Linked DNA regions of Homo sapiens: region 2 is linked to region 1. Evidence: chromatin loops called from intact Hi-C (ENCODE). Cell type or tissue: mammary epithelial cell. All regions are shown on one strand. Links, peaks and the distances in the headings refer to the core of each region. The heading gives the core; the rest is flanking DNA. Region 1 overlaps AP1AR (adaptor related protein complex 1 associated regulatory protein). Region 2 has its middle 17 kb from the start of AP1AR.

Evidence for each region. A loop is a pair of places that touch in the nucleus more often than their neighbours do. Peaks named below come from ENCODE experiments on the same cell type or tissue, not always from the same donor. Only the 100,000 strongest peaks of a DNase experiment are listed, where the experiment ranks them.
Region 2: it touches region 1 in a loop (15-fold over the local background); 11 of 110 quality-filtered maps call a loop at or near these places.

What each region holds. Positions count from the first base shown.
Region 1 is chr4:112,265,376-112,268,308 of GRCh38, forward strand. It overlaps AP1AR (adaptor related protein complex 1 associated regulatory protein), which reads left to right. Exons shown (of 10, transcript NM_018569.6): 8 at 359-432; 9 at 1,213-1,341; 10 at 2,769-2,933. Among named protein-coding and RNA genes, the nearest start is that of TIFA, 19 kb to the right of the region's middle. In mammary epithelial cell, for the core only: a CTCF peak has its summit at 1,623 (motif pointing left); no DNase peak of the experiment used is centred there.
Region 2 is chr4:112,213,159-112,216,091 of GRCh38, forward strand. No RefSeq gene overlaps it. Among named protein-coding and RNA genes, the nearest start is that of AP1AR, 17 kb to the right of the region's middle. RefSeq lists a silencer at 75-369. In mammary epithelial cell, for the core only: a CTCF peak has its summit at 1,729 (motif pointing right); a DNase peak (open chromatin) is centred at 843; H3K27ac peaks cover 810 bases.

The DNA.
Region 1 (2,933 bases), core at 125-2,624:
TCTTTCTTATAATAAAGTTTATGTGTGGTCATTTTTTGGAAGAGATATTTCAGTGTCACATTTCCACAAGTATCACTACTCATTCAAAGAATATTGTTCATGATTCATTATTGTAAAGTTGGACTTATGGCTAAGCTTTGGAGATTGGACTTCAGGATTAATGAAAATCTTCTTATTTTCAGTTTCATTTTAGTATTAAGAAAATTAAGAACTATTTTCATTAGGTTATTCTAATTGTACAGCAGTTATGAATTTGTATGACATAGGTCTTCAAGCCACAATGCCATCATTAGCTTATATATTTGTCATATTGCAGCTACCATGAATATATTAAAAAATTATTTCACTTTTATTACAGTTCAGGACCAGAAGATGACTTCGAATCTTGTTTGAGAAATATGAAGTCACAGTATGAAGTTTTTCGAAGTAGTAGTAAGTTTTTTAAAGTATTTTCTGTACTTTTTATGCCACAGTAAACAGATAAGTAGAGATTCTGGCTCTGTTTCTGTAGAAGAACTTTCTGTTCTTAAATTTGTAATTCCCAGATAGGTCAATTTCCTAGGTAGTCATTAATTATACAACCTCATCTTTTCTTTTTAAAAAGAAGTTGGAGCAAAGAAAAATCTCAGACTATTTCTGTAGATCCATATAGGAAGTCAAGCACTCCTTTTTCCATTTCTACTCTGATCCTAACCCTTCCCTTTCCAAAAAAAAGAAAGGAAAGGTGGGAGGAAGTAATAGAAAAGTGTACTTATTTTTTACTTATTACAGATTGACTTATAAGATTAAAATATTTCCTCAGGTTTCAAAAGCAAAAACTCTTATGCTTCCCAATACTGGAAGCATAGTATGGTAGTGGTTCCTTTTGAAAATATAGGTTGCTTTTTGTTTTATCTTTCTTGTTCATTGTTTTTTGTGCCGCTTTGTAATTGACTGTTAAAAATATTATCTAGAGTTAATCATATTTGAAAAGTTTATAATCATTTATATTTGCATGTTTGCTATGCTTAGATGGCAAAAAAAAAGAGAGAAAAGTTTCTTTATACTGTTCCTAACAGAAACTTACCAATAAAATGATTTCCAGAATTATTTCTTATGAAGCTAAAAGTAATAATAATAATATTTAGAGACAGATAATTGTTACAAAATAAAACGGCTGTTGCGGTGGAAGAGTAGATGAGAGTATTCAATTGTATTTCGTGTATATTCTAGGACTCTCATCAGATGCTACAGTTTTGACACCAAATACAGAAAGCAGTTGTGATTTAATGACCAAAACTAAATCAACTAGTGGAAATGACGACAGCACATCCTTAGATCTAGAGTGGGAAGATGAAGAAGGTATTTTATAATTCACAATTTTACCTGAAAAATTTAACGTAATCTGTGTTGATTTATGTAAATCTACCTTGGTCTTTATTTAAATGGAAATAAATTCAAGGCCTTGAAAAATCATATAAACACTTTTTAGACCATTATTGTATTGGTGATGATCTCTGTTGATAAAAATTTTTAGAAAATTGCTTAATTTTTAATGTTTCTTTAGATTTAGAAAATAAATGTCGATTTCTTTAAGGTTTTTGTAATCCAAGCCCATGACATTACTCAGTATGAAGGATTACTACCCCCTTGTGGACAGTCCAAAGCCAGAAGTTAAATATAACTTCTCTTAGAAATAAATCCACAGAAACAAATCCACCAGATACAGATCTACAAAGTTATATTAGTATCTAGCTCATATTTTTTTCTTATCTATAGAAATAACTTGTTTTACTGGGTTGAGTCTTTGTGATTTTTCAGGAGTGACAGACAACGGTGATACAGATTTAAATGTTCTTTTATGGTGGGATCTGAGCTTTAAGGTCAAAAAAGAAAATCATTAAATGTGTCTGGGAATATTACAATCTCTTTGTGAATCCTAGATTTTAATTCTGTTACCAATGTTGATTCTGTACTTACAGATTCAAATTTCTTTTCTGTCCTGTCTCCCTTCCTTCTGCCAGTAAAATGACATTATTTTTTCCTTTCAAGATTATTGACACTTTCACTTTACCAATTTCATTTTGTTCAGAATTAGATCTAGAACAGTTTCCCATAGAAATGTCTCTACTCTGTTGTGGTAGAGTCAGAAGAGCATAATACCACAGACTTTGGAGCCAGACTGAATGGATTAAAATTCTTGCTTCACCACTTTTTAGCTGTGTGACCTTACCCAAATCACTTAGCCTTTCTGTCCCGGTTACCTCAGCTATAGAATGAGAATAATGATAGTACTGTACTCCATAGAGTTGTTGGGGATTAAATCAGTTCATATCTGTGGCATATATGTCACATTAACTGGAACCTAGTAAATGCTGGAAAAGTACATGTTATCATTAGAGTGATTGTCATTCTCTGGGAAATGAAATTATGTGGGTAGGAAAAGACTTTGGCAGACATACTAACTTGGCTATATGAGACTAACAGCAGTTGAAATCCTCCATCCATTCTGTTTTATTTATGAGTCTTCAGGAATTTCATCTTATCGGATAATCGATGCATCAAAACTGCCCTTTGGTGACTGTTAATATTTATTTTTATCTGAGGCATACTTCAGGGTTAGAACCCAACAATTTCCCTTAAGAAGGCCTCCATGGGACTGGGTCTTTAAGTTAATTCACACATCAAGTCTGATAGTTAAATAAAAACTACATTGCTAAATTTGGGAGTTTTTAAATATAGCTTTATTATCTGTTCTGAGATTTTTGAAAACTCTGTTCAAATCATAGGAATGAATAGAATGCTTCCAATGAGAGAACGTTCCAAAACAGAGGAAGACATTCTACGGGCAGCACTTAAGTATAGCAACAAGAAGACTGGAAGTAATCCTACATCAGCCTCTGATGATTCCAATGGGCTGGAGTGGGAAAATGATTTTGTTAGTGCCGAAATGG
Region 2 (2,933 bases), core at 316-2,815, 52 kb before region 1:
GAGCTCTCATGAAGTTGCTAGAGCTGCAGGCATTCACAGCCTTGATTGAAACTGGAGGATCCATTTCTACAAAGGCTCACGTGCATGGCTATTGGCAGTAGGCCTCAGTTCCTCATTGCACATAGAGCTGTTTCATGTATCCTCCCAACTTGTCACCTGGCTCCCGCCCCACCCCCAGGCCAGTGATCTGAAAGAGAGAGCAAGGAGCAGGCCACAAAGCATTCTATGATCTCATCTTGGAAGCTGCACATTATCACTTCCACCATACTCAATTCATTAGAAGTGAGTCCCTAAGTGCAGCCCATACTCAGAGAGAGAGGAATCAGTCTCCACCTTTAGAAGGGAGGAATGGCAAAGAATTTGTGGATGTATTTTAAAATCTCTACAAATCCCTTTAAAATAAGTTGATTCGTATGAGTATACTTTATGCTTTAAAAATAAGCCTAATATATGTATTAATTTGCCTCTGAATCTTACTTTACTAATTTTGAAAGTTATATGATCGGATTGTAATTCTTTTGTTTCAAAATTTTTTCTCCATTTCATATATTATTACTCTCTGTGAGAAAAAGTCAAAGACTAACAAGAAAAGTACTGTGATAAAGATTACTAATTCTCATCACATATCCATGTGCTTGTGTATATTTCACTGCCTTCCTTTGGGGACTTATGACAATTTTTGGCCAATAAAATGTAAGTGGTAGTAATGAATGTCACATAAATGATAAAAGAGTTAAGAACTAAGTTGCCTTTTTTTATCCCTCTTTTTCCTTGCAATGGCAACCTTGAACAACACATGTTCTAGCTGGTACAGCTACAAGAAGAAAGAGGGTGTCCTAATAGTGGATTGTGTTGTGAATGAAAAGTAAATGTTTATTATTTTAAGCCACTAAAATGCGGAAATCAACTTTTTAGTCAGCATACCGTACCGAGGGGTGACTAACACATATTGCTTCATTTTAAATGTAGCAATACAAATGTAAAAGTACAGTTCTCTTAGGTCTTGAACAAATTTTTAATTGGAAATTAAGCTATTTCCACTTAAAAACAAGTAATAGAAACTAATACTAGAATATTTAAATCCAGTCAGTGCAGCCTCATGCAGGTAGCTGTGATCTAACTGTAGACCAAAAGAAAAATAGCCTTGAGTAAAAAAACAACTTTAAGAAAGAATTGATAGAGCTTTAATTTCAGAAAAACCCAGAGATTAAGAGAAATGATAAAAGAAGTTTATGACCTTATAGTGAATCCATTCTAAAGTGATACTTCTGAAAGCTGAATGTAAGACTTAAAAAAAACTATGAAAGCAAGAAAAAAAGAATCAAATAAGCATATTCCTAATGTTTGGAGGCTAAAATCTAAGATAATGTTTTATGTGTGACAAAGCCTAGGGCCATTAACATACTAAGTGTGAAAACTGAAACTAAAACTAAATCCCTAAATTAATCACTGTATTTTAGACATCTTGTCATATGTGTCTTTGGTGGAGTAGAAGGTAGACTGAATGAAGGAGGTGAGGAGAATGATGTTCTTCCAAAGAAAAAGTGAAAGAATTGGGAATTAAGAAAAGGAGAGGCAGGAAAGATTCATAAATTGGCAGGAGAAAGAGGGAGCAAGATTATTTTAAATAAAGAAAAATAAGTAGTGATAATGAATTCCATTCATTCAAAAAGAAAAAAAAGGCCCAGTGCATTTATTTCATTTTTTTACCTGCAGGTGGCAGCTCTTCCTAAATATGTCATGGAAATGTCCATGAGTATTTCTGCATTGTCTTCCTGTAGGCAATCCTCAGAACTGAATCCCAGCTCTCAAAATAAACACAAAAACAAACAAAACCACCAAAAAAACAAAAGACAAAAACTATATTGCCATTACTTCTCAGTATAGCACTAAAAAAGAAAATTCTTTAAACAGCTTTAATTCCCCCCCAAAAATGTAAAACAAATGCCTCCAGGGAGTATAATAGAAACAAAATAACAAGTATATGACTATTTCTTCCAATATAGTAATTGTCAGTTACTTCCTGAACTTCTTGGGGTTGTGTCTTGTTTTACTTTGTTTGTTTTGTAAGTTTTTAATTGTCTGAACACATTGGCCAAATTACAAAAGGCCAGAATTACACTAATTATATTAAAAAAATTAAATACACAGGAAGACCACTGTGTATTTTTTCAAGGATACATATATGTCCAAATAAGTATTAGGAGAGCATATTGTAAAGGCATATGTTACATGCATTAATTCTAGTGTCTGGAGGAGAGGGAATGGGATTAGAAATAGAAGATGAAAGGAGAAAAATAATGAAGTTGATTTAGAGTTATCCCAAGTATTTCATGGTTTTTGTTTCTTTTGTAAATAGTATTTTTAAATTTTCTATTTTAAACTGCTTACTGTTAGTACATAGATAAATATAATTGATTTTTGTATATTTACCTTATATCCTAAAATGTCGCTACATTCACTCTCACTGGCTTCTTTTCCTTTATGTAATCCCAGTGTTCCTCAGCTGCAGATCCACTGTTAGCATCTACCATGTATAAGGTGCACAGCACATGCCAAGCACTATGGCAGATACTTTATATATCTTCCCTTCACACCACATGGCCTCTCTTCCATTTCCACATATTCTCTTATTGACTTCATCTGCTGCTCTGCCCTGACTTCCAACTCTAGTGTCTGTAGGCCTCACCTTTACCCACAGTGTAGTTTCACATTTCCAGTAGATTTCTGGACTTTGTCGTATTGTTTCTCATTGACCCCTCAGACTTGATATGTCTGAAATGGAAAGCATACTATTGTGCCATTCCAGCTTCCATCTTATATTCTATCAGAAAATATGTGCTAAAAAGTTACCACAGAAAATATTGTAGTATATTTCAAGTCACTCTATACACTGAAAAAAAAATCCATATACCTCAAACCCTATAAATTTG